Linked DNA regions of Homo sapiens: region 2 is linked to region 1. A link is a loop called in an ENCODE intact Hi-C map of the cell type or tissue named here. Cell type or tissue: ascending aorta. All regions are shown on one strand. Links, peaks and the distances in the headings refer to the core of each region. The heading gives the core; the rest is flanking DNA. Region 1 overlaps HK2 (hexokinase 2). Region 2 overlaps TACR1 (tachykinin receptor 1).

Region 1 (16,355 bases), core at 2,760-10,759:
ATATGGGAGACAGAAACCCAGATACTTTTCAGTTGTCTAGAGAGATATGGCTGCTAGGTCAAAAGAGTGAATTACCATGGGTGGGGCTGGAGTTAGAGCCTCAAGGAACCTTGGCACATTTTGGACACCTACCACGTGCCATTAGTCCGCACGTATGGGATTAGAGTATCAAGAGTAAATTGCTGATTGAAACCTTAATAATATTATTTTTGTCTATGTTAATTTTGATTGGACAAACTGACATTGACAGGTACAATTCACTCCATTTGTTCAATATGTAACATCTTGGTAACCTAACTCTGTCCCTTTCTCTGCTCAGAAGACAACTGATGGTAGTTAGGAATACTTTGTAGCTTTTGTTAACCATCCGTTTGTTTTATATTGCCAAACTTACATTTCAGAGAGAGCTAAGAAGCACTTTTTCCTCTACCTTTGAATGAATTAACTCCCCTGAGCTCAGCCAAAGTCAATTTTTTTTTTTTTTTGTGAGACAGAGTTTCGCTCTGTCACCAGGCTGGAGTGCAGTGGCACAATCTTGGCTCACTGCAACCTCCACCTCCTGGGTTCAAGTGATTCTCCTACCTCAGTCTCCCAAGTAGCTGGGACTACAGGTGCGCACCACCATGCCCAGCTAATTTTTTTTTAGTAGAGATGGGGTTTCACCATGTTGACCAGGATGGTCTCGATCTCTTGACCTCGTGATCTGCCCACTTTGGCCTCCCAAAGTGCTGGGATTACAGGCGTGAGCCACTGCGCCTGGCCTTTTTTTTTTTTTTTTTTTTTTGAGATGGAGTCTCACTCTGTCGCCCAGGCTGGAGTACAGTGGCGTGATCTCAGCTCACTGCAACCTCGGCCTCCTGGGTTCCTGCCGTTCGCCTGCCTCAGCCTCCCGAGTAGCTGGGACTACAGGCGCCCACCACCATGTCCGGTTAATTTTTTTATATCTTTAGTAGAGATGGGGTTTTTCACTGTGTTAGCCAGGATGGTCTTATCTCCTGACCTCATGATCCACCTGCCTAGGCCTCCCAAAGTACTGGGATTACTTTGGCGTGAGCCACCGCGCCAGGCATTTTTTTTTTTTTTTTAAACATCACTTTTCAAAGTTGAACTTTTCCAGTACTCTGGGGAGTTTGGGGCAATTGGAGGTCCTTTTCCAAGGGGGGAATCAGAGCAACACAAACCACAGTTGGCAATGGGAGTAAGGAGATCTGATGAACTGAAAGAACTTGGAGCCCCAGAAAACTGGCTTCCTTTGTTCAGATACTTCCGGTTTAAAAGACCACATCTTGATAAGACGTTCCTCATTATCATCGTTGAGCTTTGAAGTCAGCAGGTTTGGTTTGTTTTCCAACACTGTACGTAGTCTGTCTTTGCCTTTTCAAAGCTGTGGGGGTTATGCCGGGCGCGGTGGCTCACGCCTGTAATCCCAGCACTTTGAGAGGCCAAGGCGGGCGGATCACGAGGTCAGGATATCAAGACCATCCTGGCTAACACGGTGAAACCCCGTCTCTACTAAAAATACAAAAAAAAAAAAAAAAAATTAGCCGGGCGTGGTGGCAGGCACCTGTAGTCCCAGCTACTTGGGAGGCTGAGGCAGGAGAATCAGTTGAGCCCGGGAGGTGGAGCTTGCAGTGAGCTGAGATCGCACCAATGCACTCCAGCCTGGGCGACAGAGCAAGACTCTGTCTCAAAAAAAAAAAAAAAAAAAAAAAAAAGCTGTGGGGGTTGGGATGTGGCAAATTAAATCCCCATAGCTCACTGGACACGTCTTCATATCACACTCTGTGGATCACACACCATGCTTCCTTGTGCTGGAGTGGCTCTTTCTGCTTATCTTTAAAGCAGTTTTCTCAGCCTTGGTGCTATTGACATTTTGGGACAGATACGTTTTTTGTGAGGGGCTATCCCAGCCTATCATAAAGAGCAAGAATTTCCACCTTACTCAAATTTCCAGAGACAAAGCCTATCTTTTTAAAATTCTTCATTTAGAGCAGTAGTTTTCAAGTAGGAGTGATTTTATACCCCAGTGGACTTTGGCAATGTCTGGAGACATTTTTGGTTGTCACAAAGGTTTGGGTGAGTGTGTGTTACTGACATCTAGTAAGCAGAGGCAGGTTTGGGTGAGTGTGTGTTACTGATATCTAGTAAGCAGAGGCTAGGAATGTTGCTGAATATTCCACCATGCACAAGATAGCTCCCCACAACAAAAAATTACCTGGCCCAAAATGTCTACAGTGTCAAATTTGAGAAACTGCTTTAGAAGAACATGGTCCATCCCTGCCACCCCCTTCAGTTTTCAGGTGTATTGCTGATGGTCATACAGCAAGTTAGTAGCCCTAGTTGGGATCAGAGCCCTGAGTTGTCAACAGTGTGCCATGTCTTGTGACCGTCATGGTGGGAAATGGGCTTCTACAAAAGACGAACTTAAGATGAGGTCTACAGTTCACAGCAGTCTGCAGATGCCCACAGTTCCTTGCTGGGGGGCAGGTTTCCAGGGAACGGGAGCTAGTTGCTGTTTCTGTATTCTCAACCAGAGAAATGTGGGCAATACAAGTGCTCCAGAAAGCCAGCAAGAGGAGTTTAGTCAGTTGCCCTTGGAAGATGCTCACCCTGGTGCTGCTGTAGTTTCCATGGAGGCTGGGCATGAGCCAGGCTTCCCAACAAGACAGGCATGTGAGCTGGTGTAATGGAAATTCAGAAGGCACTTGAGCTGGGGAGCAGAGGAGGTAGGCCAGTGACATCCACTGAGGGACAGCCTGACAGTTACTGGGAGAGGCTGTTTGATGAGCTGGAGTCAGGCTCCCTGGGGTTGAACTCTGGCTTTCTGCATAACACGCAGTGTGAGCTTGGGTCAGTTACTCTACCTGTCTAGGCCTCAGTTTCTTTTCCCTATAAAATGCAAAGATTGTTTGGATAACACTTTAATTGAGTAGTTGTAAGAATGAAAGAGAAAGAGGGTTAACAGGTGTCAAGCTCTGAGAACTGTGCCTGACATATAGTCAATGCTTTATGTATTAAGTATTGGTACTTAACAATGGTTCAACTTGATTTTTTTTTGACTTCACAATGGCACAAAAGTGATACGCATTCAGTAGAACCTGTACTTTCAGTATTTATATAACCATTATGTTTTGCACTTTCAGTACAGTATTCAATAAATTACATGAGATATTCAACACTTTATTGTAAAATAGGCTTTGTGTTCGATGGTAGGTTAGGTGTACGAAATGCATTTTTGACTTACTAATCGGGACATAACCTCATTGTAAGTCGGAGCATCTGTACATAGGGAGAGACACAGTCTTAGATGTCCCACTGCACCGTCCGCCTGGACAGGAGCAAAAAGAGGCCCTGCTTTACCCTGGATAACTCCCAAGAGCTTCTTTTAGAGTAAGTGGTTTCAGGTCCATTTGTGTCTCTGTGTGACGTTGGATTGAATCAGAGGACAGAGAAGTCAGAAGGATGGAAAGTTCCTGAAGCCAGGGAAGAAGGATGCGTCCACCGTGCTTCTAAAACCTTCTCTTTCCTGGGCGTAGGAGATCCATCCTTAAGCTCTTCCTCTAAATTGCTTTTCTTCTGGTCCTCTACAGAGGTGGCTCCCCCATTCGAGGTCTCTGGGATGCCTGGGACATTAGTGCACTTCAGGTTGAAGCATCCTTGCGATGTCGCAGGAGACACAGTTGTGCTGAATGATCACAGGGTTAGTTCCAGCTCCTTTTCCCTAACCTCTGTCTCCCCGGTAACTAACCCAGAGAAGAGCAGAGGCTTCAGAGGGCATTGTGGAGGCTGCTTACTTGGGATTTCATATTCTTCTGCTGTGGAGTTTGTCAGTTAAATACTTGCTCACTCATCCTCACATCTCTCCCAGACCTGGCTTTCCACAGGGGAAATCATTTGCAGTGCCCTGTGCTGAAGAGTCACAGGACCCGCCATGATAGGTTTGGCCCCACCGACCCCTGGAATTTCACAGAAGGGAATGGCCATTCTCACATTCTTTCGGCAGATTGGGTGAGGTTCCCTGGGCATCCTGGGATTTGGCAGTCAGCTCTTTGCCCCTCATATACAGACCCTGGGCTGTTGAGTGTGTTCCTTCCTGCTGAGCCCAGGGTGCCCTGGGTTCTTCACGAAGCCCAGGGGGATTCTGCATGTGCAACCCATACCCTCCATCCCACCTCTTGAACAGCCGTTGCCTTATCCACGTCAGGAGTCAGGAGTCTTGGCCCTGTTCCTGTGAACAGAGAATCTCATTTCCCCTAAAATGCTGCCCTCTTTTAGGGGTGGTCACTCATTTTGTTTGCAGATGGATCTCTAAGCATTTCCCGGACATTCTTTCCTGCCTTGGTTAAATCTTATCTCAGCGTTAACCAGGAGAGTGAGTCAGGCTCTGAGAAACTGGCTCTGGAAGCCCTTGGGGCCCACCCACCTCCTGCCCACTCAGCCTTCCTGCCTTTCCACCATTTCTGCCCTGGATGCTTGGAGGTGGTCCATGTTCTTAAAAGGCCTTTTTCCCAATCCCTTCCTTCTGGCATCTCCATATTGTCTGAAGGAATAAAGCCAGATGAACCATCTGACAGCTTTAATTAGGGTTAAATGAGGGCATTCGAAACTGCCACTTTTCCTTCTTTCCCATTTGAGGGACTTCCTCTTCCTGCTTCCTGTTTCCTCCCAAACTTTTCTGTCTCAGTCCCCTCCATGAAGTCCTGTAGCCTCTTCCCATCAGCTCTGTGTGTAGTAACTCAGGCCACCCTCAAGCTGCCCTCCAGGTAGGTCCTGTTATTATCTATTATTCAAATGAAGAGACCAGGCACAAAATAGGATAGTACCTTGCCCCAGGGCAAGCCAGAATCCAGACCCAGGCAATGTGACTCCAGAGCCAGTGCCCTTAACCCCCAGCACAAAGCTGCTGGGACAACTATGTTTCAGTTTCACTTATGTTTCAGTTTCATGGGGTTATGAGTCAGGTATCAGCTGGGAAGGGACCTTTGGGACCATGTAGTCTAAACAAACCCTTCATTTTACAGTTAAGGAAACCAGATGTTGTGTACTAAGGGACCAGCCCAAGCTCACATAGGATAAGCCCCAGATCTGGAACCCAGTTTCTTGATCCCCATCATGTTTTTTTAAAACACAGTTTGTGCAGCATGAACTCTTATCATTTTAGGTGTCAGTTTCCCAAGATCAAAGGCAGGATTTACTTAGCTGTATCTAGGGGGATGCCCTAATTGTCCAAACTGGGCCGCTTTTGAAAATGGAGGAAAGCACTATCAGTAGTTATGCCATGACCACAGGTGTAAACTGAGATTGTCTTGGGTAAGCAGGGAAGTGTGGGTACCTTGCCTGTGGTGGGTGTGATCTTGGGGTGGATGGGGCAGACTGGGACAGACCCAGAGGTATTTGATCCAGCAAGTGGACCGCTGGCAGCAGACAGGAGTGGGGAGTTCAGATGCCACTGTGGGGCAAGAGGCTCAGAGGCAGATTCTGGTCCCTGGCCTGGGGCTGTCGAGGGGTAGGCAGAGTCTGACTTCTAGGGACCTAGCATCCTAGGCAGGGCAGACAGGTGGACTGGGAGGAAACCATGCTGCTGCGGGGATCCCATGCAGTGTGGGCGCCAGCCTGAAGAGCAAGGCCCGACACAGAGCACCTGGTCAGTCGGGAGTAGCCAGCTCTTCCCCTTCACCAAGTTACTTGTCAACTTTTCTCTTTGGTGTTCCCATAGCCCCTTGTGTATAACTATAACAAAGGTTTCTTGAGCACCTATTATATCCTAGTATTGAGATAGCTGCTGCTATGACTGCAGAGAGGCCATTTATGCTGGGCTATGGAGGGTCAGTGGGAGTTTGTTAGACAAGGGGAGGGGACATTTTGGGCAGTGAGGCCAACACATACACATTTCTAACCATTTCAAGACAAACACTCCTCAGATTCACATTGATGTATGTGATTTAAGTGATTGTAAATCCATATTTTATTAATGTAAAGGAAACTGCCTACTGTTCTGCCCTTCCTGTCAGTTTGTAATTACTTGTTAATGTATCTGTCTTCTGCCAATAGACTCAGCCCCTTCCTGGCAGAGGCTGGTGTCTCCTTTATCCCAGTATCCTCAGTGCCCAGCCCTGGCACACTCAACTTGGCACTCAGTCAATATCTGTTGGCAGGTGAACTGTGCCAGGGTCACATGCATCTGGGACATAATCCCCCTTTGCTCTGCTGCTCCGCAGTCAGAACAGAATGTCTGAGGACAGGAGGACCCTGGGCCGGGTGTCCCAAATGCCCATCTCCTGGACCCTGGACAGGTGCTGCTGCCTAAGGTCTGTCTGGCTGTAACTTGATGCAGCTGAGACTGAGAACTGGAAGAACAGGAAGCCCTGTGACTCACAACCGCTGCAACAGGATCCTGGAGGAGTGGCCCGTATGCCTCCCTGGTCAGCTCTGCGCTTACCCGCTGCCTCGGGTTTGTGAGTCTGCAGTGTGTCAGAGCTGGCATTGGCCTGAGGTGGCATGGCTGCCCTGGCGAGGACAAGTTCCTTGTCCCATCTGAAGAAGTGGCATAGGAGATCTGAGTTTCGGTTCATGGGCTTTCAGAGGACAGGAGACTTACAGAATCCATGTTCTGCTGTGTGTCTTCCCCCCGGCTCATCTTTTTTTCTTTTATCAGAAACATCTGGCCCTGCCCTGGCAACTTTGTAGAATAAACTTGCTGCTCTTTGTACAGCCTCAGCCTTCCCAGGAGGAGTCTGTGAGGGCATTATTATTAATGAGGTCACTGACAGCAGTTGCTTGGCTTTCCCAGGGTGGGCACACCTGTGCCCTAGGTTAGGGCACTCGGCTGGTCACTGGATGCTATGGGTCTTCAGGGACTAGGCCTGTGATTTGGGGAGGCTTCTCCAAGTCTTGGTTTCCTTGTCAGAGAGTTGTGGTAAAACACTGGCAAAGGAATAATGCAAAAATATGAAATTCTTTTGAAATTAAGTTGCAAGCATGTGTCAGCACAGAGTCACTGGAAGTCTTTGTGTGGCCAGATTTAAATGATGGATCTCTCTTTGTTTGGCCTCTTTTGACCTCTTTAATCTTCTTTGGCTCTTTGACTGTGTATAGTGGGTAAACTTGGGCCAAGTCAGTGCAACCTGCCTTTTTTTTCCAGCGTCTTTTGAATTGAAGTATAATGCACATGGGAAACTGAAAGCAGCAGGTAACCACCATCCAGATCCAGTAACAGATCATTACCTGAACCAGCCCCGTGTTCTCCTACCCACCACCACCATCAAGTGTAATCACTGTCCTGACTAACAGCATAGGTCTGTTTTTGTACTTAATATAAATAGACTCATACAGGATATAAAAGATGCCATTTGTGTCTGGCATTTTTCAGCCAGTGTTTTACTGTATTTTGAGATTCATCTATGTGGTTGCATGTAGTGGTAGGTGGTGCATTCTTGTTGCTGTATACTATCTCTTGCACCACTCTGGCTTGTTTTTGTTTTTAAGAGACAGGGTCTTGCACTGTTGCCCAGGCTGAGTGCAGCAGCGTGATCATGGCTCACTACAGCCTTGACCTCCTGGCTTCAAATGATCCTCCTCAGCCAAAGTATTAGGATTACTGGTGTGAGCCACTGTGCCCATCCCACCACCCTGTTTTGACTGTGGTTGATTTAAAGCAGACGAAAGTAGTCATAATAAGGCCCCTGACTTCCAGAAGGTATGGTCCTTTCTAAGTTTCTGTCAAAGGGGCCAAATAGGAGTGTTGACCTAATATATAGATGACCCGATTGTATCTTCAGGACAAGAACATGCATGTTAAGAAAGGTGAAGTTCAATCAGTTGGTCTTCTAGGGTCTAGAAACTAAAAGGTAGGATTTTTAGCTGTGGTCATCTAGGGCACCTGGAGAGACGGTTCTAGATAATCAATTAGAAATATCCCAAGACTGGGGAGACAAAGTTCAGCTGTGCCACAGGCATCCTGCATCCTTTGCTTTGATGCTTCTATGCTTGTGGAGTAACTTTCTTATCCTATGTGATCACTTGAATTCAGCCCTCTACCAGGAGGGTGTGCCCTGCAGACACAAGTGATGAACATTTGCTTATTCATGTATTATGTATTTTCTGCTTGCTTACTAAAAGGATTTAGTGATTTGGTTCAGCTTTCAGTAAAAAGATTTCTAGAACGAGAGTCATCAAACTGGCGAGATGATTACTGAAAAACTTGACAGGCCAGGTGTGGTGGCTCATGCTTGTAATCCCAGCACTTTGGGAGGCCAAGATGGAAGGATTGCTTAAGGCCAGGAGTTTGAGACCAGTCTGGACAACGCAGTGAGACTCTGTCTCTACAGAAAAAATAAAATTAAAAAAATCAGCTGGGTACGAGGGTGCATACCTATAGTCTTAGCTACTTGGGAGGCTGCAGTGGAAGGATCATGAGCCCAGGAGTTTAAGGCTGCAGCCTAGGAGTTTGAGGCTGCAGTGAACCATGATTGCGTCATTGCACTCCAGCCTGGGCAGCCGAGCAAGACTCTGTCTCTAAAGTTAAACAAACTTGACGAAGCTCCAAGCTTCCTGACAGTCAAGGCAAAAAGGATAGTTAGTTCTCTTTGAGTCAGTCGTTTTCATCCCATCGGCCTATAACAGGTAGCACAGTGTGTCTGGGCAGCCAGACTTTCTCCTGACACTAACCCTTACTGGGGACTGAATGGCTAGGGAAGCATTAGTGAAAGACACAGCAGCTTTACCTGGTGCAGTGGTCTTTATAGTCTTTCCTGTGAGCCCTTGATTAAAAGTGATAGAACTAAACCTATGAAGCATTTCATGGGGAGCTAATGTAATGTTGTGAAGGTGAGGAGCTTTCTGTTCCTGGAATTGGTAATTTCCCAGGGTCTTAGGGGCTTGCCCATGCCTCCTGAGCCTTTTCACACTGCTGTCTCTAGGTAAGCATTTATCTGCTAAGGTGGCTGAGCTCCAAAAGTATCCCCTTTGATTGCCAGTCTCTCAGGCCACTTAAATCTGTGACACTTCCCATGGGCTGCCTTGTATTGTGCCCGACATTCTTATTAGACAAGACTCATCTCTCCACGCATTCTAGAGACACTCATTGATCTATAATATGAGCCAGCTTCTTTGATATAAAGTCCTAGAGAGCAGGGCTGTTGATTTCTTAAAATTTTTAAGAATTGTAATAAAATATTAATCACAAAATTTACCATTTTAACCATTTTAAGTGTACAATTTAGTGGCATTAAGTGTGTTATTCACATTGCTGTGCAACTACCACCACTATTCATTTCCAGAATTAATTTCTTGTAAAATTATGTTTCTGTACACTAGTGCTTTGTATTTAATAGCTGTTCCATAAATGCCATAACATGGAAGATGCTGGGGTTGCAACAGTAGTCAGGATTCAGGGATTGAATGATACGGATCTTACAGACTTAGACATTGAAATTTAAGGTTTCGTTTCGTCTACACTTCCCTTTTAAAACCCTTGAGTACCTTACTCAAGGTAGGATCTGTAGTACTTCATATAAAAACTGTCAAAATTGGAATATTGCTGTCTTCTGGATGTAAATAATTTGATCAAGGCCAGGTTCCCACAGGGACCAGATGGGGTGGGCTCAGGATCCAGGCAGTGGCACCAGTCTTTCAGTTGCATTGGGCCTGCAGAATGAGATGGGCGCTTCTGGGCCAGAAGGGTTGACATTCATCCAGGTGATCCAGATTCTAGTTTCAACTGTGTGACCTGGGTCGAGGCTGCTCCCCGATGGGCCTGGTTTCTCTGAGATCCCTTTCTTGCAGTCACCTCCAGGCCTTTCCTTCCTGGGCTTCCCCATACCTGGCCAGGACTGTGTATGGCCCACCCTGCACACTGCATACTTCGAAGTGGAGCCTCCATGAATGTCCCCTTTTGTTCTCTCCATTTGTTGCTTTGTGACAGTGACACAATTTCCTCTCCTTTTTTAAGTGCTGGTCTGGAGGAAAATGCAGGTACTTAAGGGGATGGGTGTTAATGGCTTCCCATTTTGGGTATTATCTTATTTCCTAGAGAGTATGGGGTTAATTTGTCTTTAGGGCTTCCCCTGACACCAACCCCAATTCTGTAGAGGAAGTGGGCATGTCAGACTGGTATGTTATGGGAAAAACTGAAACTGACCAAAATTACCCAATGAGGAAGCTCTGATCTAACCCTTGCTGAAGAAATATCAACTAACAGTGCTATCTCTGTCTAACACGCCCTCGCTTCCTGGGCTGGCAGCTTGGCAGGCAGACGGGAAGGTAACCCGTTCTTCAGCCAGGCTTTGCTCTGGCCTGCCTCCGATTCCCCAGCCTGGAATGCCCCCTCCTCCTTTCCTCCTCTCCCAGATAGAGATTTAAAGAGAAGCAGCCTTGTCCATGCCCATCACAGAAAGAGAAGGAATAGTTTGGGGAAACAGCCTCTGCTTTGTGACTAAGGAGGGTTGAGAAATGTCTGTGATTGCCTGAAGGTGACCCTGGGTGGAGAGAAGCTTTAGAAGAAAGAAGGGGTGGAAGGAAAGGGGGGGTGATAGAGAACTCTTTTGTCCCCACAGTTATGCTAATGACTCTGTCATGTGGGGCTATTCATCCTGTTTTGTGGCAAGGAAGCTGGGGTTCAGATGAAGAGTCCTCTAATGTCGCACACCTGTACGAACGCTACCACTAGGATTTGCATACTGGTGTTTCTGATGCCAGAGCACTCCTTTCACCACCACCAGCTACAAATCAAGGGTTGACCTGAATGAGTCTGCTTTGATAGTATCCAGAAACTTACATCTCTTAAAAACAAATGCAGAGTTTGTCTTCCCAACTCCCAGCAGGCTGGATCAACACAGGATTACTTCACAGGGTCACACCTGGCCTAATATCTTAACCACCGACTCTCAAAGATTCCAGGCAGAAAAGTGATATGCAGTGTTGATCAGAACAGGGCCAACCACGATCACGTTATTGGCATATTGGAAACCTCCCAGAGGAGAGGGGAAGGTGTTTGAGCCCCAGCCTTAGAGGTGTCATTTGGTTAGTCTGGAATGGATCCTTGGAATTCTTACTGTTTTCTTTAAAAGCTCCTCATGTGATTCTGATGTGCAGCAAGTTTGGAAACTCTTATCACAAGTGACAGAATGGAGATTAGGCAGAAGTATCAGAAAGCAGATTTATCTTTGATTGAGGAAACTCTTTGAAACAAGTAGAGCTGTTCAAAAATGGAATTTAGAGAAATAGCGAGCCTCTCAGGCTTGGAAGTATTCAAACCTAGGCCACATGACTATCAATTGGGTGGAGAGAGACAAACTAGATAAATTCGAATACTATGTTTAGTGGGATTTTCGAACTAGTTACCCTAAGGGCCTTTCCTTTCTATGGATGAATACTTTTCAGCTGCAGTCCCACTGCTGTGTGTACATCTGCTATCACCTGCTTGGCTTTCTCCTTTGACTTTGGGCCTGGTGCTCCCTCCCACTGATGGCACTGTGGGTGAAAGTTGGCAAGATTCTGAAAATTGCATTCATCTCCTTCTCAATCCAGGAAAATCATCTTTGTATGGTGGCTGCTTCTTGTTTCTGACTTCTGCTTCCCTTGGCTACCAACACAGCAGTGCCTACCAGGGCTGGGTGGGCTCCACTGGTGTGTTTAGGAAACTGTGGCATTAAGTGATTATTAATTATCCCTTCCTGAGTGGCCCTAATAAGCTGAGTGGACACATCATCATGCCCTGGTGCCATCTGTTCTCAAGTTTTGAGAGTTCAAAGAGCTCTGATGTGAAAGAGGGGAAGTTTGGGCCAAGCTACTGGCCTGGACATTTTTCACTGTTTCATATCCACAGCTGTTTCATATCTTCTCTCTTAGTCTCCTCATGTGATGGAGAGGAAAATAAGGTCCCAGGGTCATCCAAGAAACCACAGGGCAGGCTGGGAGTGCCCATCCACACTAAGAGGGGCCCACAGGACAGGCGAGGGTGGCTGTCCTGACGGCCTGGCAGTGGGGCCAGACAGACCTCTGTGGAATCCCATCTCTGCCCCTCATTACCCAAGTGATCTATAAAACGGAGGTGCAGAAGTTTTACGAAGACAATGGAGAACAGGTCAGGAAAGCCGGAAGTGCCTGACAGGTGAGAAATGCTTGAGGAATGCTTAGCCGCTGTAACCATCACCCCATTACTGTTTTCATCTGTCATTGAACATGTGGAAGATGGTTATCTATGGGGCAAAAGGCAACGTGGATAAAGGGTGACTGTTTAACTCGATTCTTCAAGGGTTGAGGATGAGAAGTGTCTGACTGGATTTCCAACATGTCTTGAAACAGTTTAAACATCGAAGATAAACTAAGATTGGCTGTCGTAGAATTTGCTTTTTTGTGTGCATAACCTCATGCTTCTGGACATGATGATAGGACCATTTAATGAGGTGGAACAGGCTCAGCTCCTCAGTGCAGGAACTCCTGTGCCCTTTGCAAACACCTGAAGCCTTCCATAGAGGGTGGAGGTGGGGCGGGGGCACCAAGAAGCTTCTGGGCCTCTCTTCTCTTTGGGAAAGTAGTGAGGTGAGAGTGTCTTTGTCAGGTGTCACCCTCATGACAATGTTCAGAGACATGTCTGCTGCCCCAGACCTGCTCAGTCACCTCTGTGTGCCTCACTCTCCACTGCGTGCTGTTCATGTCTGCATTGGGAGGTGACTGGAATAGAAGATGGCCTTTTAATGGATATGGACAGCCTGCATTCCCTGCAATGCTGTTTGACCTGTATAGACCCTGCTGTATCCAGGCAGGCAGGGGGCAGTCATCTAGCAGAGTGGACAAGAGCACAGACCAGCCAAACTTCTCTATCAAGCCAAACGTGGCCCCTCGTGTCTGTGTGACTTCCCCTCTCTGTAGAATAGAGATGCTGGCACTTCCTACCTCAGAGGGCTGTTCTAAGGATGAAATGAACTAATGGGAGCAAACCCGGAGAATAGGATCTGGCACAAAGCAGGAGCCACGTGAGGGCTTGCCATTATTACAGTTGCCCATGAGGACATCTCAGGCTTTTCCTGGATGTGGCCTCGCATTGGCTTCTGGTCTGGGTAGCCCCAGACTTTGCACATTAGCCCTGAGATGTGAAAGTTGTAATGTAGCATTCCTGGGCCAGTCAGTGTCTCATTGGATCTGGAGTGGGAAGCCTCCAGGGTGGTCAGAGTTACCCTTGAACTAGGGTCACTGGAGATGGCTAGAGATTTGTCTGACACTTCACTGAAAAGAAAGGGGCCTTGTCTAGTGTCAGGCTGAAGCTGCACCCTTTTTCCTCCTGGGGAGCCTCAAATGTCCTTGTTGGGGAGGCCCAGGCCTCCTCAGGAGCACCTTGGTTCCCAGATATTGTAGGAACCAGAGATCAGAGACCCAGCTTGTGGGATGGAGGGTGGGGGGCTAGTGCCCCACAGCCCTGGAGGTTGTGGTAGATTCCAGGAGTTGGAAACAAGCTGGGCAATATAGCAAGACCCTGTCTCAAAAATAACAATTAAAAGATTAAAAAAAAAAAACAACAAAAAACGAGTGAGAGTTATCTGATGCTTCTCATTCTCCTGGTATTAAATCTGGGAAAAGTTCATGTGAATTTATGTGGGAAACAGGATCAGTGAAAGAACTAGGGAGAGTTGCCTCCGCATGAGCACAGAGGCTGCATTATCATTTACATAGAGCCTCTCCATTGTGCCAGGCACCGTGCCAGCCTCCAGGTATGCAAAGGTGAACAAGCAGACATTGTTCTAGCCTTTGGTACTTATGATTTGGACCCTAATAAATATTTAGTTCCAAATTGTGGATAGTGTTGCGAAGGGAAAAGCTCAAGTTCTTAGAATAACAGGGAGGCCTGGCTGTTGTGATCTGGAGGATGAGAAGAGGCCTCTACAGAGAGAGGCCTGAAGGAGTGGTAGCAGATCGTCAGGGCATGTACCTGGAGGGCCTGTGTGTGTGAGCTCCAAGGCAGGGATGGGCAAGTTGGGGAAGTTGGGGAACTGAACCAGGGAGAGAATCTACACAAAGAGTCCAGACCTTACCATAAGATTAGGAGGTGGGGCCGGGTGTGGTGGCTCGCTCCTTTAATCCCAGCACTTTGGGAGGCCGAGGCAGGTGGATAGCTTGAGTCCAGGAGTTTGAGACCAGCCTAGACAACATGGTGAAACCCTGTCTCTGCTAAAAATACAAAAATTAGCTGGGTGTGGTGGTGCACCGCTGTAATCCCAGCTACTCGGGAGGCTGAGGCACTAGAATTGCTTGAACCCGGGAGGCAGAGGTTGCAGTGAGTCGAGATTGCGCCACTCTACTCCAGCCTGGGTGACAGGGTGAGACTCAGCCTCAAAACAACAACAACAACAACAACAACAACAACAACAACAACAACAACAAAATTAGCCAGACATGGTGGCACGTGCCTGAAAGTCCCAGCTGCTCAGGAGGCTGAGGTGGGAGGATCACCTGAGGCTGGCTGAGATCTCATCACTGCACTCCAGCCTGGACAACTGGAGCGATACCCTGTCAAAAAAAAAAAAGATAAAAAGATTAGGAGGTGGCTAGAGGCCCGATCATGTGGGGCCCTGAAAGGATTTTGAGCTTTGTTCCAATGGAAAGCCCTGAAAGCCGGGGATCAGCGGAGTCTGGCTGGGTGTGGAAAGTGGATGGAAGAGGTAAAAGCGGAACTGGGGATTGTAGGCGTCCGGGAAAAAGGTGATGGCTACCTGGCCTAGGGTGAGGGGCAATGGGATTGCTGTGACTGGCCATGTCAGGTGCTGGGGGAACAAGAGATGAGGGTAATGAACCCTGGCTCCAGTGATGTTGTCACAGGCCTTCCGACTCAACCATTCTGAAAAGAACTCTCCTCTGTCCTAATAGGCCTTTCCTCAGGTATGCACCAGTTCTCCAAAAATTAGGTCTATTTTTATAATTTTAATTTTTTGGTTTTTTTTTTTTAAGACAAAGTCCTGTCAAATCGGTTCCTACTAATGGTCTTTAATAATAACTTTCTGTACATAACAGATTTTGTTCTTTTGAAGAGCTGAGTGGTGTTCCATGACGTACACCTATGCCATAATTTATTTAACCAGTGGTTTCTGCTCTTGTCTTCCTCCTTTTTCAGGTTGACCAGTATCTCTACCACATGCGCCTCTCTGATGAGACCCTCTTGGAGATCTCTAAGCGGTTCCGCAAGGAGATGGAGAAAGGGCTTGGAGCCACCACTCACCCTACTGCAGCAGTGAAGATGCTGCCCACCTTTGTGAGGTCCACTCCAGATGGGACAGGTACTGCATCTGGGGGATGGCTCTAGCTGCTGCGTTACTCAGGGGTGATTTAGTTGGCTTTGCTCAGGGACCCAAATAACTCAAAAGCCTCAGAAACCAACCCTGGCTAAGGGAAGCATCCAGGGAATTGAATGGAAGGCTGTGTGACGGATGGACAGGAAGCTTGGGAAAAGCTGGCAGTCCTGGCAGTTAAGGGAGGGCACCTTTGTCAGCCCTACTGTGGCATCACTGTTGGCCATTTGTTTTCTACCTGTGTGCTGAGAAAGGCTGCTTGGCTCAGTTTGGCATTTTATGGTCCCACTGAGATTGCACGCAGTGATGGTGATGAACTACAACAAACGTACCTCACGTGGCCACAACTGTAGGCCGTGGGAGCCGCTCTGTGGCTCACCTGTGCATGCTCTAACTGGGACGCCGGACGCCGTGTAGGCATGTGGGAGGGACAGTGTAGTGCAGATTGACCTAGATTTTTTTCTTGAGCCCCATGTAAAAAGTACTAGAAATCCAAATAGACTTGGACAAAGTATGGAGCGTCACAGTGCATATATATATATTTTTTTGAGACAGTTTCACTCTTGTTGCCCAGGCTGGCGTGCAATGATGCGATCTCGGCTCACCGCAACCTCCGCCTCCTGGGTTCAAGTGATTCTCCTGCCTCACCCTCTGGAGTAGCTGGGATTACAGGCATGTGCCACCAAGCCCGGCTAATTTTGTATTTTTAGTAGAGATGGGGTTTCTCATGTTGGTCAGGTTGGTCTCGAACTCCTGACCTCAGGTGATCCGCCCGCTTCAGCCTCCCAAAGTGCTAGGATTACAGCTACCGCGCCCGCTGCCACAGTGCATATTAAGGAATTAAAGGCTCAGAAGTCCTGCAATACAAACCTATTAAGCTTTGTTTAATCATCTTATTTGGATACAGAGTACTTTTTTTTGAGATGGAGTCTCGCTCTGTCACCCAGGCTAGAGCGCAGTGGCGTGATCTCCATTAGCCAGAATGGTCTATATCTTTTGACCTCGTACCCGCCCACCTCGGCCTCCCAAAGTGCTGGGATTACAGGCGTGGCTACCGCACCCAGCCCAGAATCCTTA
Region 2 (16,355 bases), core at 4,504-12,503, 300 kb after region 1:
TTGATGTGGTTGTGTTCTGATGAAGCTTTGGACTGTGGTATGTTATTACATACCATGGTAAACAAGCTTCTGCTGGGTGGTCGTCATGTCAAGGACTGGGGGATCTGCCTCTCCTGGCTCTGTCCTTATTGGTCAAATATGTAGTCTTGATCCATGGCTGGGTGGTAGCCTGGAGACTCATCTACTCATTCAATCATTCATTCATTCATTCATTCAAATACTGAGTACCTATCAGAGCCAGGCACTATGGCAGGAGCTGGGACACAGAGGAAGAGATCATAAATACCACCCCTCCTCTCAGGAAGCTCCAGTTTTATGAGAGTGATGCATAGCAATTAACTAAACCTACAAATACCTGTGCAATTACAACTGTGGTAAGTCCTATGAAAAAGAACGGTCATGAGAACATGCAACAAGGGGATCTATTTTATTTATTATAAAATAAATTAAATACATAAAGGATGGATGGATTTGATCTGCTGGCCATAGTTTACTGACCTCTGTACTAAATAGTTAACATATTAATTAAGGCTTCTAAAGGAAAGGGAAATGAAATTAACATTTGTTTAAGCATTCAATATAGGATATTTAACCAATGGGGCTGTCCAGGTATCATGTAGACTCTTCATAGCTATCATTTCTTATGAACTGCTCCATCAGTCAGGTATTACCATCCATATTTTACCCCTAAGAAAACGGAGGCACAAAGCAATTCAGTCATTTGCCTCAGGTCACACTGCTAGCAAGGAATTTGGGCAGAGGAGGAATCTGAACAGGCCTCTCAGGCTAGGATCAGAGATCAGACAGGATTTGAATCCAGGCTATCTGACTTTAGCATCTGCAATTTTTTGATTAAAATGAGAGCAGCAAAGGAGAATCTATGCTGGCTGGTTTCCCCACTGCAGCCATGAAGGTATAGCTATGCACATGGTCAGCTCCGTTGGAACACGGGCTTAGCTGTCCTTTCTTTGCTGCTCAGTGGACAGTGGCATCTTTCTATGCCCTTAAGCCACTAGGTCTCTACATAGAGAATTAGGAACTGTTGTATAGGAAGTAGAATATGTCAGAGCTTTATTTTCCCAACATATAAACATGTAAATCATCAGTGTTCAATATTCTGGTAACAAAGTAATCTCCTTCCTGTTGAGCTGAAGATAAGGGATTTGAGAGGCTCCGTTGGGGAGAAATAAAAACCCGACTTGTAAGTTTATTTGAGACAAAGCCAAAATACTAACATCGCATTCAGAAGGGGGAAAACAGTGAGGGGAGGCGTGAGAGGAGCACTGGAAAGATTAGACATCAGGTAATGCAACAGCCCTGGTCAGCCTCTTTAGCAAAATAGAAATAAAAATGTAGCTCATTAATTCTAGGTGCACATCCAGGTTGTTAACGGAGAGAGGAGACATAGTTCAGAAATCTGCTTTTCTTTCTTTTAAATGAACATGTTTCCATTAAAATGGAAATTAAAGCCTCATCATATGAAGCAGTCATTTTCTGGGTACTGTATGATTATCTCTATCTTTCCTGGCCACAATGAGAATGGAAATACTCACATTCATCCATTAGCCTTTGGAAGTTACTACTCTGAAATTCTCAAAGTAGCCTCCTTTCCTTAGCATTGAATGTAGACAGTATTTTTAGGGGTAGGAGGCTGGGTGGATGTAAGTACACACCTTTTCCCACTCAAGTTAATTCAGAAAGGCAAGGGGCTAATGAAAATGAGGGTGGAATGTTGGAAGTGGCAGAAAAGTTTTGTTTTACTTTTTGAAAAAAAAGCAAAGGCAGGTAAATGTACATTTGGAAAAATGATTTTAAGGAAATCAAATTTGCCTGCAAAGTTTACACAAGCAGATCATGTGAGGCATGTGCTTAAAATGAGCAGTGGATGGAGTTGCTTTTGTCTTGGGTAGTTCCTGATTCGTCTGTTTCAAGAGGTGCTGTCAGGGAGTTCTTGAAAAGGCTGTTCCTGGGATTCTGCCAAACCAAATACTGTCATCTCCCTCTGAAGACTCAACTCAGGGTGGCCCCTTAAGAAGCCCTCCTTGAGGCCTTTCTCTAATCTTCTCCATCATCATTATCTGTTGAAATTAAAATGCATCCTGAGGGCATGCTGCCCAGTGGCTTTATATCTTGTCTGCACAATGAGATTGTAAGCTCCTTGAGGAAAAGGACCAGGTTGTGTGTGAATTATGCATTCCTTGTGGTGTCTAGAATAATATCAAGTTCAGAAGACTCAGGTATCACTTGAGATGTCTCTTTCTGGCCCCTCCAATGGTCTGAATAAATCTGACTCAAACTCCCAGTTTAACAGTCTTGATGAAGCCCAAAGCCCTATCCATGATACGTGAGAATTCTTATTGTTTTTCTTTTGATGGGTCCCATTGTGACTAGTTCAAAATACTGGAGACTATGTCTTTTTTCCTTCTCATTAACATGGTTACAAAACTCTCTCTTTTATAAACTTCCATAAAAGCTGGTGAGTCTCTTAAGAACTGGGTATTTAGAGACCTCAGGAAGGTCTCATTGGGCAACACATATAATCTTTTCAGCTCTCTCTCTTCCTCTCTTATCTCCCTCTAGTATTACCTCAGAAGCTAGAAGCCATTCTTCCTTTAGTATTTGGGATCTTCTAGCTCCTCCAGTTTGCAAATCCACATTTATATGGTCTCAGCAGAACAAAGCCAACTCATAACAGGACCCACCATCCTCAGAAAATAGCTGGAGTTTTAAATGTTAACTTTTCCCTATTCCATTGAACAGAACTTGTTGCCTCTCCAAGATAAAACCCTCCCTAATGAAACCGCTTTACAACACTTACAACTTTATTTAACAGCAGAAAGCTCAAAGCTGCCATGCAGAGGGAAGCTATGTAGACTCTGGAAGCCTTGAAGCTTAGGAGCATAGGAATTACAGCTCTGTCTGGTTGGCTTAACCACATCCAGGCATGGAGGCAAGGAAAAAAAAAAAAACTCAAAGCTTTGTTTGGAGGATGGTACTAGGAAAGAACTAGGAAACTAGTGAGAGAAGGTACCAAGCTATGCCTTTGTCCACCCACTATTCAATTTACAAATATTTCTTGGTCCTATATCAGGCACTCCATTGGGTACTAGGAATAAATACGCAGATGAATGAGGCATGGCTCTTTCCCCAAAAAGGACTTATATGTGCTCAAAATGTGTTACAGAAATCCCATGAGGATTCTTGGATATTCCAAGAGGGTCAAATTTCATTGCTCTGTTTTTCATACCTGGGACTGGGCTTTAGTAGACTCTCTCTGGTTTCCTGAAGCTTCATACCCCACATCTGCCCTACTGTGAGAGTCCAACCCCAGGGCTCTAGCTGGCTTCTCTCAACTGTTCTACAGTTTTCTAGGCCACAGCTTGAGATGTGACAGAAAGGAGAAAGGAAACATTTATTGCACTCTACTTGATCTTTCATGTATACTATTTCAAATGATTCTGTGACAATCTGCTTTCAGCCCTCTTTTATGGAGGAGGACACAGAGTTCAGGGTAGTTAATGCCTTGCCTAAAGTAAACCAACTGGAGGGGAGGCAGTGAGTGGAGAGGAGATGAAGCTCAATCCTAGAGCCTCCAGCCTCTGCTTCCACCTTCTGGCTAGCTCGCCACTAAGTCCATTTAAGGTGTCGGCTCACACTTTCTGAGTGTTCCATTTTCTCATTCCTTGTGCCAATTCTCATGCCAGGATTAAAGTTGCCAAATATTTAGGTCTCAGGAGAAGGTTGTTTCACAATAGCCTCTCTTATCCCCTGGGCCTCCTTTCTCAAGAAGGCAGAAGGTTCGCAGTAAGTTTGGCAAACAAGTCTAGTGTATGTTGCCAAACCAGAAACAATTATTCCTGTCTCTCTTATAAGCTCTTCAGTTAAGTCTCTGAAAATCAAATGTGGTGGGTAAAAGCAATGAATAATAACGATAGAAATACCTAATCCACTGGAGGGAAGAGGTCATTCAGTTATTCATGCGTTTATGAACACATTTTTGAGTGCCAGGAACTGTGCAAGGTGCTGGAGACATAAGACAGATAAGACAAATAAGGAATTTACAGGCTGTTAGAGAGTAGGATGTGCTAACCAGAGGGGAGTGCAGGTTACCAGAGGAGAGGTCAGGTTAACCAGCTGGGAGGGAAGGTTACCAGAGGAGAGGGCAATCAAATCAGAGGGTGTGTGTTATTAACTCAAATTCGGCTGATTCTCAAAATCATCCCAGTTGTTTTATAAATATATGGATTCCTGGGCTCTACCCATGGCCTAATGAATTGGAATCTTCCAGAGCCATTATCTATACTTTTAATAAGCTCCCTCATTGATTGAAACAATCATGATAGTTGTGGAGTAAGGTCTCACAGACACAGTATAGAGAACTTTGCTCTGGGTGCAGGGTGGATGCCAAGGAGGGGTCAGCTGATGTGATTCTGGGCTTTGTAGAGGGGGTAATATCTGAAGTGAGCCCTCAGAATTACAGACAAGCAAGTTAGGTGCATGGGGTGCTAACAAGGGAGGGAGGAAGGCCTCACCTGAGCAGAGGCCCTGTGGTGTGAGCTGCCACAATGAACCCAGGAGGTTTGGTTGGGCTATAGTCTGAGGTGCAAGCGAGGACAGGGTTAGAGAAAAGGTAGAAAGCAGGCTGGATCCTGATTGGCCTTGCTGATACTGCTAACAAGTTTGAATTTTACTTTTTCTTGACATATTTTCATTTCAAAACATTTTTGACCATGTTTTCTTTTCAAAAACATTACTTTAGAACTTCTGGAACAAGATGGAAATATGACTCTTCCAGCTTTAGCTCTTGTCTTCCTTCCATTGAAATGTCCAAAGAAATTTATAAAAAAAGAAAACATCAGGGAAGGATGCCTTCTTCGAACCAGAAGTATTGGCACTATTTTGCATTGGTTAACACTGATCGAGCATTACTGTGTGTAGGCATTGTCTGAAATGTTCAGCATCTATTAGCTAATTGAGTTTTCATGGTATTCCATAAAGGAGGTGCTGTCACTAAGCTGCACTGATGAGCTATTATTGTCCTCCTGTTACAGATGAAGAAACTATGGCACAGGGAAGATTACTAACTCCAACGGTCTCATGACTAGTGATATTAGGTTGGTGCAAAATAAAAGCAAATTGGCAAAAACCGCAATTACTTTTGCACCAACCTAATAGTATTTGGACCCAAGGAGACTGGCTCTGGAGACTGGACGCTTACTCACAGCATTGTATTGCCTGATATATTGTGAAATGTGGTGCTAGTGGCCTGGATTGACTGATGAGCCCACTGCCCCCAATTCTGTGCATATGAAGGAAAAGTTGATTCAGGCAGTGGGTGAACGGGGTACATAGTGTAACCTCCCTAACTTCCAAGCGTGTAGAGGGAATATTCTAATGCTGGTACATAGAACAAAGGAGGAGGATCAATTCCTCACCTGCTTAGCAGTGAAGCTCCCTGCCACAGGACTGTTTTCCTTGGTAATTATTTTCCTAGTTTCCACGATCATGGGGAACTTTAACTTGGCACAAATGTTCCTAACTTTCAGCCGTAGGGTCCAGACTCCATGGGGCCACTACTGGGACAATAAGTGTGGTCTTACATAAGTATACAGAAGTTCAGTGGGAGCTGATCGATGGAGCTCCCTGGACTGGAGAGGTGTGATAATTAAAGCGTGGGCACAGCCTGTGGGCTTCTGAGATAAAGTGGACTTCACGATAGACTGGAAGGAATCCTTCAGCACAACATGAGTTCTCTTTGGTGCAGATGCCTTTCACTGTGGCCTCTTCCTGCTCCTCACAGCCAACTATGTTGCCACAAACTGAAGCTGCAAATTTATCTTTTTCTTTTTCTTGGATATAAGATTTGAATAAGCATCCCCACAGCCTCATAGAGAAATGATCCTAACTTGGAACCATGGACATACAGTGCTTTCTCAGGAAAGATGGATAAACAGAAAAATCACTGGGTCTATGAAATGATTTAGCAGTTTGAAGAAACTCATCCGAAGAATCAAAGCAAATATTTTCCACTAAAAGAAGCTTATTCCAAAAAGTGAGACATAACCAAAAAGAAAACTGATTCATATTATCAATGAGACTTGAGATTCAAGCACTCATTCTATCCACAACTAACAAACTGATATCAGAAATATTACTGTTAAACATTTAAAAAATTAAATGTGAATTTATCTTATAAATTTGTGAATTCAAATTTTAAATTTCAAATTTTTAACTGGAAGTGGTAGCAATGAATAACAGATTGGATAGCACAGAAAATGACACTGATGATTTGAAAGTCCACTTTGAGGAGTTCCCCAAAAACCAAGAAGCAAAAGATAGAGATGAATATAATATGTAAAATATAAGAGATATGAGGGGTAGGTTTAGGAGATAAAATAGAGTATAGTAGGAATTTTAGAAAGAAATACAATAATCAATACATTTGGAATGTATTAACACAGCCTGAGCGGAATAAGATTTTAAGTTAAATGGATCCTTTCTAGAAAAAGCATTACCATAAAGATGATTCACTGTTAATATCATTTATTGTATGATTAGATCAAAAGAGAAAAAATTTATAATCATTTCTTTGGATGACTAAAAGACATTTAATAAAAATGTATCATCACTTCTAATATAAGATAGAAATAGAATAATATGTCTTTAATTAAATAAAGTGTATATATTTTATTTAATGGTGAAAATATCTTAAATGCAATGATGAAAAATAGAAGTGGTCTGTCTGTGAGTCAGAAACTATGGTAATGACCATTATTATTAGTAGTAACATTGTTCTAGGAATGCGAGTCAATGCAACTAAGACAAGAAAAAGGAATAAGATATAAATAGTGTAAAGTAGGAGATAACTATAATTATTGTAGATGATAGCTTATCTAAAAAACCAAAGAAAATCAACTGAAAAACAAGACAAATTCAATTTCAGAATGCTGCTGGTTTCAAAACAAATGTGTTAAAGATCAATAACTTTTCTATATAACAGCATAGCCATTTACATAATATAATGGAAATAAGTTCACAATGGTCATGAGAGTATATAATATCTAGACATAAACACGTACTGAAATATGTGGGACTTATATGAATGAAACTGTCAAATATTCCTTTACTAAAAGAAATAGAAATTTGAGTAAGCAAAGAAGCATTACATGCTGCTGAATGGGCAGACCTAATACTGCACTGTTGGAATACTCTAGTACAGTCACTTTTAGGTGTGTGGAACTTGAGGTTCTTATTGCAGATCCAGGTGGAGAGGTGCAGAAAGTAGATGGGATATATATTTTGAATTCCGTAGGGAGATTTGAATTACAGATCCAGCGACAGAGATGTGGGAGTTACTATTGTAGAGTGGTTGGAGCCATAAGATCTCCCAGAACACTGTGGGGAATGCAAAGAGAAAGTGGCCAAAGATCAAATCCTAGAGAATATTAACATTCACAAGGAATGCCAGGACAGAGCGGGCAGTAAAGGAGGGGTGGTATAAGACATAGGAGGAAGGCATAAAACCAGGAGAGAGAAGAACCTTTTTAAAATTTTTTTTCTATTTTTTCAGATGGTGTCTCTCTCTGTCGCCCAGTCTGGAGTGCAGTGGCGAAATCTTGGCTCACTGCAACCTCCACGTCCCAGGTTCAAGCAATTCTCCCATCTCAGCCTCTTGAGTAGCTGGGATTACAGGCATGTGCCACTATGCCTGGCTAATTTTTGTATTTTTAGTATACACAGTGTTTCACCATGTTGACCAGGCTGGTCTCGAACTCCTGACCTCAGGCGATCTGCCAGCCTTGGCCCCCCAAAGTGCTGGAATTACAGGAATGAGTCACCATGCCCGGCCAGCAGCATCTTAGAAACCAAAGAAGACAGCCTCAAAAGGTAGGGAGTAGCCCATGTGGTCATTTGTTACAGAGGAATCAGGCAAGATAAGGATGAAGAAGAGTCCGCTGTATTTGGCTTCTAGGAGATTACTGGTCACAATGGCAAGAATAGCTTTAATTCATTGCAGCTGTGGGGGTACCAAAGTGGAGATGAGGATTATTGCGTTACTTGTGATGCTAATAACCATAGAGGAGCCAGCACATGTGGAATCTACTAGTTACTGAGTGAAGTCACCAAACCCTAATGAGTCTCAATTTCCTCATCTATAAAATAGAGTTGCAGTTGCAGTAAAAAAGTGTGATAATGACTGTAAAATGCTTTTTAAACTATAAACCACTATACAAACAGATGGCATTATTTTTGGTTCTGGTGATCTTCCAGGCAATATTTTAACATGAAATGTGCTAATGATGATGGCACTGAAATAATGGCCTTGAACAATTTCCCCATCACTTCTTCTGTGGTCCCAGTGTTTCATTCCAGGATGGGTTCTGTAACCCTTTTAACACAGAAACACAATCTGCTGTGTGCATTTACACTGATGCAAACTAAGCTGCTGGGGGAAGTCAACTGATCTGAAATGTTTTGCAATACTGTGCATTGTTTCAGCCATCAGACGGTGAGTAGGATTCCTGTTCCAGTCAAGTTAGGTGGCAGAATATTTTCCTGTTTGTCTAAGCAGATGCCAGCACTTAAATAAACACCATGTTCCTTCCCAGAATTTAGCTGGAAAATGCCCCCACCAAAGAGAACCCTGAGATGCTTGGCACATGGCCAAAACCAGCTAACATTTCAATTTTCCTTTACTCCTATTGTGTGGCCATAGGGCTGATATTTCCCCAGAACCTCAGTGGGAACATTCCAGTGACAACTACCAAGTGGTCATAACATAATGGGTTTATCCCCACATTCCTTTCATCCTTTATCCATCCCTATAAAGTGTATTTTTAAAAATTTTTATTTTACTTTAAGTTCTGGGATACACGTGCAGAATGTGCAGGTTCATATATGCGTGCCATGGTGGTTTGCTGCACCTATCAACCTGCCATCTAGGTTTTAAGACCCGCATGTATCAGCTATTCGTTTTAATGCTCTTGCTCCCCTCCTGCTCCACAGGCCCCAGCATGTGTTGTTCCCCTCCCTGTGTCCATGTGTTTTCATTGTTCAACTCCAACTTATGAGTGAGAAAATGCGGTGTTTGGTTTTCTGTTCCTGTGTTAGTTTGTTGAGGATGATGGCTTTCAGCTTCATCCAAGTCCCTGCAAAGGACATGATCTCATTCCTTTTTTTTTTTTTCTGATACAGAGTCTCCCTCTGTAGGCCAGGCTGGAGTGCAGTGGTGCAATCTTGGCTCACTGCAACCTCTGCCTCCCCAGGTTCAAGCGATTCTCCTGCCTCAGCCTCAGGAGTAGCTGGGAGTACAGGCATGTGCCACCACACCTGGCTAATTTTTTGTATTTTTTTAGTAGAGATGGGGTTTCAACGTGTTAGCCAGGATGGTCTTGATCTCCTGACCTCATGATCCACCCATCTCGGCCTCCCAAAGTGCTGCGATTACAGTTGTGAGCCACCACACCTGGCCGATCTCATTCCTTTTAATGGCTGCATAGTATTCCATGGTGTATATGTACCACCGTTTTTTAATCCAGTTATCATTGATGGGCATTTGGGTTGGTTCCATGTCTTTGCTACTGTAAATAGTGCTGCAATAAACATACGTATGCATGTATCTTTATAGTAGAATGATTTATATTCCTTTGGGTATATACCCAGTAATGAGATTGCTGGGTCAAATGGTTTTTCTAGTTCTAGATCCTTGAGGAATCACCACACTGTCTTCCACAACGGTTGAATCAATTTACATTCCCACCAACAATGTAAAAGCATTCCTATTTCTCCACAGCCTCTCCAGCATCTGTTGTTTCTTGATTTTTTAATAATCACCATCCTGACTGACCTGAGATGGTATCTCATTGTGGTTTTTGATTTGCATTTCTCTAATGATCAATGATGTTAAGCTGTTTTTCATATGTTTGTTGACTGCATAAATGTCCTCTTTTGAGAAGTGTTTGTTTATATCCTTTGCCCACTTTTTGATGGAGTTGCTTGTTTTTTTCTTGTAAATCTGTTTAAGTTCCTTGTAAATTCTGGATATTAGACCTTTGTCAGATGGGTAGATTGCAAAAATTTTCTCCCATTCTGTAGGTTGCCTGTTCATTCTGATGATAGTTTCTTTTGCTGTGCAGAAGCTCTTTATTTTAATTAGATCCCATTTGTCAATTGCAGCTTTGGTTGCAATTGCTTTTGGTGTTTTCATCATGAAATCTTTGCCCATGCCTATGTCCTGAATGATACTGCCTAGGTTTTCTTCTAGGGTTTTTATGGTTTTGGGTTTTACATTTAAGTCTTTAATCCATCTTGAGTTATTTTTTGTATAAGGTGTAAGGAAGGGGTCCAGTTTCAATTCTCTGCATATGGCTAGCCAGTTTTCCCAGCACCATTTATTAGATAGGGAATCCTTTCTCCATTGCTTGTTTTTGTCAAGTTTGTCAAAGATCAGATAGTTTTAGATGTGTAGTGTTATTTCTGAGGTCCCTGTTCTGTTCCATTGGTCTATGTGTTTGTTTTGCTACCAGTACCATGCTGTTTTGGTTACCGTAGCCTTGTAGTATAGTATGAAGTCAGGTAGCATGATGCCTCCAGCCTTGTAGTATAGTTTGAAGTCAGGTAGCATGATGCCTCCAGCCCTTAGCTATACGGGCTCTTTTTTGGTTCCATATGAAATTTAAAGTATTTTTTTCTAATTCTGTGAAGAATGTCAATGGTAGTTTGATGGGAATAGAAACGAATCTATAAATTACTTTGGGCAGTATGACCATTTTCACAATATTGATTCTTCCTACCCATGAGGATGGGATGTTTTTCCATTTGTTTGTGTCCTCTCATTTCCTTGAGCAGTGGTTTGTAGTTCTCCTTGAAGAGATCTTTTATGTCCCTTGTTAACTCTATTCCTGGGTATTTGATTCTCTTTGTAGCAATTGTGAATGGGAGTTCACTCATGATTTGGCTCTCTGCTTGTCTGTTGTTGGTGTATAGGAACATTTGTGATTTTTGCACATTGATTTTGTATCCTGGGACTTTGCTGAAGTTGCTTGTCAGCTTAAGCAGTTTTTGGGCTGAGATGTTGGGGTTTTCTAAATATACAATCATGTCATCTGCGAACAGAGACAATTTGACTTCCTCTTTTCCTGCTTGAATACCCTTTATTTCTTTCTCTTGCCTGATTGCCCTGGCCAGAACTTTCAATACTATGTTGAATAGGAGTGGTGAGAGAGGGCATCCTTGTCTTGTGCCGGTTTTCAAAGGGAATGTTTCCAGTTTTTGCCCATTCAGTATGATATTAGCTGTGGGTGTGTCATAAATAGCTCTTATTATTTTGAGATATGTTCCGTCAATACCTAGTTTATTGAGAGTTTTTAAGCATGAAGCGGTGTTGAATTTTATCAAAGGCCTTTTCTGCATCTATTGAGATAATCATGAGTTTTTGTCACTGGTTCCGTTTATGTGATGGATTATGCTTTTATTGATTTGCATATGTTGAACCAGCCTTGCATCCCAGAGATGAAGCTGACTTGATAATGATGGATAAGCTTTTTGATGTGCTGGTGAATTCACTACAAACTCTATTTGTTAAGCATTATGAAACACCAGACACTTTGCCAGGAATAAGGCTTAAAAAGGTGAATGACATTGAATTGCCCTTGAAAAGCTCAGAATTTAGTGAAAAAGAGAAACATGCTATAATTTAATTACAATTTGGTGAGGTAGGAACTTTAATAAGCATATGCTCTAATACGGTTTGGCTGTGTCCCCACGCAAATCTCAACTTGAATTGTATCTCCCATAATTTCCATATGTTGGGAGGGACCCAGGGGGAGGTAATTGAATCATAGGGGCCTGTCTTTCCCATGCTTTTCTTGTGATAGTGAATGAGTCTCATGAGATCTGATGAGTTTATCAGGGGTTTCTGCTTTTGCTTCTTCCTCATTTTCTTTTGCTGCCACCATATATGAAGTGGTACCAGTGAATCTCCTGCCATGATTGTGAGGCCTCCCCAGCCATGTAGAACTGTAAGTCCAATTAAACTTCTTTTTCTTCCCAGTCTTGGGTATGTTTTTTATAAGCAGTGTGAAAACAAACAAATACAATAAACTGGTACCAGTAGAGTGGGGCATTGCTGAAAAGATACCTGAAAATGTGGAAGCGACTTTGGAACTGGGTAACAGGTAGAGATTGGAATAGTTTGGGAGGGCTCAGAAGAAGACAGAAAAATGTGGGAAAGTTTGGAACTTCCTAGAGACTTGTTGAATGGTTTTGCCCAAAATGTTGATAGCAATATGGACAATAAAATCCAGGCTAAGGTGGTCTCAGATGGAGATGAGGAACTTGTTGGGAACTGGAGCAAAGGTGACTCTTGTTATGTTTTAGCAAAGAGATTGGTGGCATTTTGCCCCTGCCCTAGAGATTTGTGGAACTTTGAACTTGAAAGAGCTGATTTAGGGTATCTGGCAGAAGAAATTTCTAAGCAGCAAAGTAATCAAGAGGTGACTTGGATGCTGTTAAAGGCATTCAGTTTTATAAGGGAAGCAGAGCATAAAAGTTTGGAAAATTTGTAGTCTGACTATGCGATAGAAAAGAAAAACTCATTTTCTGGGGAGAAATTCAAGCTGGCTGCAGAAGTTTGCATAAGTAGCAGGGAGCCTAATGTTAATCCCCAAGACCATGGGGAAAATGTCTCCAGGTCATGTCAGAGACCTTCATGGCAGCCCCTCCGATCACAGGCCCAGAGGCCCAGAAGGAAAAAGTGTTTTTGTGGATCTGGCCCAGGGTCCCTGTGCTGTGTGTAGCCTAGGGACTTGGTGCCCTGTGTCCCAGCCACTCCAGCTGTGGCTGAAAGGGGCCAATGTACAGCTTGGGCTGTGACTTCAGAGGATGCAAGCCCCAAGCCTTGGCAGCTTCCACATGGTGTTGAGCCTGCAGGTGCACAGAAGTCAAGAATTGAGATTTGGGAACCTTTGCCTAGATTTAGGAAGACGTATGGAAGTACCTGGATGCCCAGTCAAAAGTTTGCTGCAGGGGTGGGGCCCTCATGGAGAAACTCTGCTAGGGCAGTGTGGAAGGGAAATGTGGGGTTGGAGCCCCCACACAGAGTTCCTACTGGGACACTGCCTAGTGGAGCTGTGAGAAGAGGGCCACCATCCTCCAGACCCCAGAATAGCAGATGCACCAACAGCTTGCACCATGTACCTGGAAAAGGCTGTAGACACTCAACACCAGCCTGTGAAAGTAGCTGGGAGGGAGGCTGTACCCTGCAAAGCCACAGGCATGGAGCTGCCCAAGACCATGGGAACCTACCTCTTGCATCACTGTGACCTCGATGTGAGACCTGGAGTCAAAGGAGATCATTCTGGAACTTTAAAATTTGACTGCCCATTGGATTTCAGACTTGCATGAGCCCTGTATTGTTTTGGCCAATTTCTCCCGTTTGGAATGGCTGTATTTACCCAATATCTGTACCCCCATTGTGTCTAGGCAGTAACTAGCTTGCTTTTGATTTTACAGGATCATAGGTGGAAGGGACTTGTCTTGCCTCAGATGAGACTTCGGACTGTGGGTTAATGGGTTAATGATGAAATGAGTTAAGACTTTGGGGGACTGTTGGAAATGCATGATTGGTTTTGAAATGTGAGAACATGAGATCTGTAGGGCCCAGGGGCTGAATGATATGGTTTGGCTGTTTCCCTACCCAAACCTCAATTTGATTTGTATCTCCCATAATTCCCACGTGTTGTGGGAGGAACCCAGGGGGAGGTAATTGAATCATGGGGGCCAGTGTTTCCCATGCTGTTCTCATGATAGTGAATAAGTCTCATGAGATCTGATGGTTTTATCAGGGGTTTCTGCTTTTGCTTCTTCCTCATTTTCTTTTGCCGCTGCCAAGTAAGAAGTGTCTTTCACCTCCCCCCATGATCCTGAGGTCTCCTAGCCATGTGGAGCTGTAAGTCCAATTAAACTTCTTTTTCTTCCCAGTCTCAGTTATGTCTTTATCAGAAGTGTGAAAATGGACTAATACATGCTCCGAGGCTGAGAGTTAAAGTGTCAGATGTCTGATTCCTTCTAAATCTGAAAACAGGAAGCTTAACAGTTGGTACATAGTAGATGCTCAATTAATGCTTAATAAATGATTGATAAATATCACTAAACAGGTGTATAGATCACAGCTCTCTTAGTCACCCCAATGCATTCCCATTAGAGAAATTCACTGCTAAGGGGTTGTTCCTTAGGAGAATAGACTGTACACCTCACTCTACCATTTCTAGTGGGTGGATCAAAGGCTATTAATTCCAAAGAAAGATGGGGCCAAGACTTCTTTTTTGTTTGTTTGTTTGGTATTTTGTGAGACGGAGTCTCATTCTGTCACCAGGCTGGAGTGCAGTAGCGCAATCTCGGCTCACTGCAACCTCTGCCTCCTGGGTTCCAGTGATTCTCCTGTTTCAGTTTCCCGAGTAGTGGGACTACAGGCGTGCACCACCACGCCTGGCTAATTTTTGTATTTTTTAGTAGAGATGGGGTTTCACTATATTGGCCAGGCTAGTCTTGAACTCCTGACTTTGTGATCTGCCCACCTTGGCCTCCCAAATTGCTGGGATTACAGGCGTGAGCCACTGCACCAGCCTAAGACTTCTTATAAGAGTTCTTTTAGGCAAAAGCTCAGCAGAGGGCAGGGTAGGAACAATACACAATCACCTTGACTGAGTCTAACAAGATGCTATGGCAAGAAAGCACAGGAATTGTCAGAAATCTTTTCTGAAGGCATCCAAGCCTCAGTGGGATGTTATGAAAGACTGCTTCTCAGAAGATAGTCCTGACACCTAAGTGGGTGACTGAGCTAGAACCAGCTACTCACTTGCTGAGAATTATTGACCTCTCTTGTGAAATGTCAATATTGACTGACTGCACTCTGAGCTGTGCTGTTAAAGGCGTTCAGTTTTACAAGGGAAGCAGAGCATAAGGTCTGATGTCTCTTCCAGATCTGATGACCTAAGATTTGTTTATAGGATCAGGAAAAAAACCCATTAAAATACATCTCTTAATTCTTAGAGTATTATTGAAATTGTGTACAACTTGGAGAGAAGCAATGGCAAAACTTCTGAAATTCACCTGGCACATTCCCTGTTTCCTTCCATGTGGCTGCTAACCCTTTTAAGTTGTGAAGACAGAGGATCCAGGTGGACCAACCAGGGATGCAAAAGGGAGGAGGTGGTTTTAACTCCTGTGTGCAAGGATTTAATTCCTCACGTATCCTCTCTTCCTATTCAAGCTAATTCCAGGTCATCAGTGTACTCTAAGTATTCTAATCAGATTCATTAAATTTTTTTTCCTGGAATCACTGATGGTGGGCAGCACTATTGAGCTTTATTCAGGGTGTGGGACTGAGGTCTCTCCATGAGGCCATTCACTTTTGATAAGGAAACTGGCCTCACTATAGGAGTTCAGTAAAGGCCCAGCTTGCTGGCTCACTGATTAATTGAAGGGCGGGGGTGTGGGGCTTGCTGTGCACAACTAAAGTTCACTTGGATGCCCCCCTCACTGCCCAAAGCAATGCTTGGCCTACAGGAAGCTGAGCCTGCTGCTGCCTTCCTCCCGGCTCCTGGCTCCCTCGGGATCTGAACACTCAGGGTCATGCTGTTGCTGCCCAAGCAGGAAAATCCTGTTTCTGAAAATCCCAAACAACAAACAGCTCCCCTACAGAGCTCATGGGGGAGTAGTCAGAACCTCCAGACTGAGCATGTCACAAGGAAGGACTGCTTTGCTGAAGCCACTCACTCCGGGAGATTTATAATTGGAAGTTTGGCCCAGGGAGATAATCAGCCAAGAGCGCGCACGCACACACACACACACACACACACACACACACACACACACACTCTGAAGAAACCCAGTGGAGATTCAGCACTAACCCACCACACACACACACACACACACACACACACACACACACACTCTCTGAAGAAACCCAGTGGAGATTCAGCACTAACCCAGCACAGGTGAGTGAGAAATTACAACCTGTCAGCCAATGAGCCATGGTGATTCCCTCTGAAGAGGGTTTCCCAGCTATCATTCCCTTTCATCCCCACTGTAAGTTAGGCCCTCGTGCATGTTGCCTGGACTGTGGCTGGAGTCTCCTAACTGTCTTGTCTTCTCTGGGTTTTCTGGCCCCAGGTCTCTCCCTGTCTATCTACCCTGCATCCCTGCTGCTGTTGGAAGAGTCCCCTAAAAGACCTTCTCCACAGCACTGCTTAGCTCCTGGTACTCCCTTATCCCTCCTTTCGGCCCATCCTCTGCCACTGGCTTCCAAGTTCGCATTTGGCCTGCTCCCTACCTCAGTCCTGGGCAGTGAGGCA

What was found. Peaks named below come from ENCODE experiments on the same cell type or tissue, not always from the same donor. Only the 100,000 strongest peaks of a DNase experiment are listed, where the experiment ranks them.
Region 2: it touches region 1 in a loop (2.9-fold over the local background); 2 of 110 quality-filtered maps call a loop at or near these places.

The regions. Positions count from the first base shown.
Region 1 is chr2:74,839,190-74,855,544 of GRCh38, forward strand. It overlaps HK2 (hexokinase 2), which reads left to right. Exons shown (of 18, transcript NM_000189.5): 2 at 15,104-15,266. Among named protein-coding and RNA genes, the nearest start is that of HK2, 13 kb to the left of the region's middle. RefSeq lists a silencer at 6,113-6,407 and an enhancer at 10,767-10,906. In ascending aorta, for the core only: no CTCF peak of the experiment used is centred there; DNase peaks (open chromatin) are centred at 4,434, 4,882, 6,432 and 10,235; H3K27ac peaks cover 5,350 bases.
Region 2 is chr2:75,138,574-75,154,928 of GRCh38, forward strand. All of the region lies in intron 1 of TACR1 (tachykinin receptor 1), which reads right to left. It overlaps TACR1-AS1 (TACR1 antisense RNA 1), which reads left to right and starts at 15,745. Exons shown (of 4, transcript NR_168010.1): 1 at 15,745-15,998. In ascending aorta, for the core only: no CTCF peak of the experiment used is centred there; a DNase peak (open chromatin) is centred at 8,628.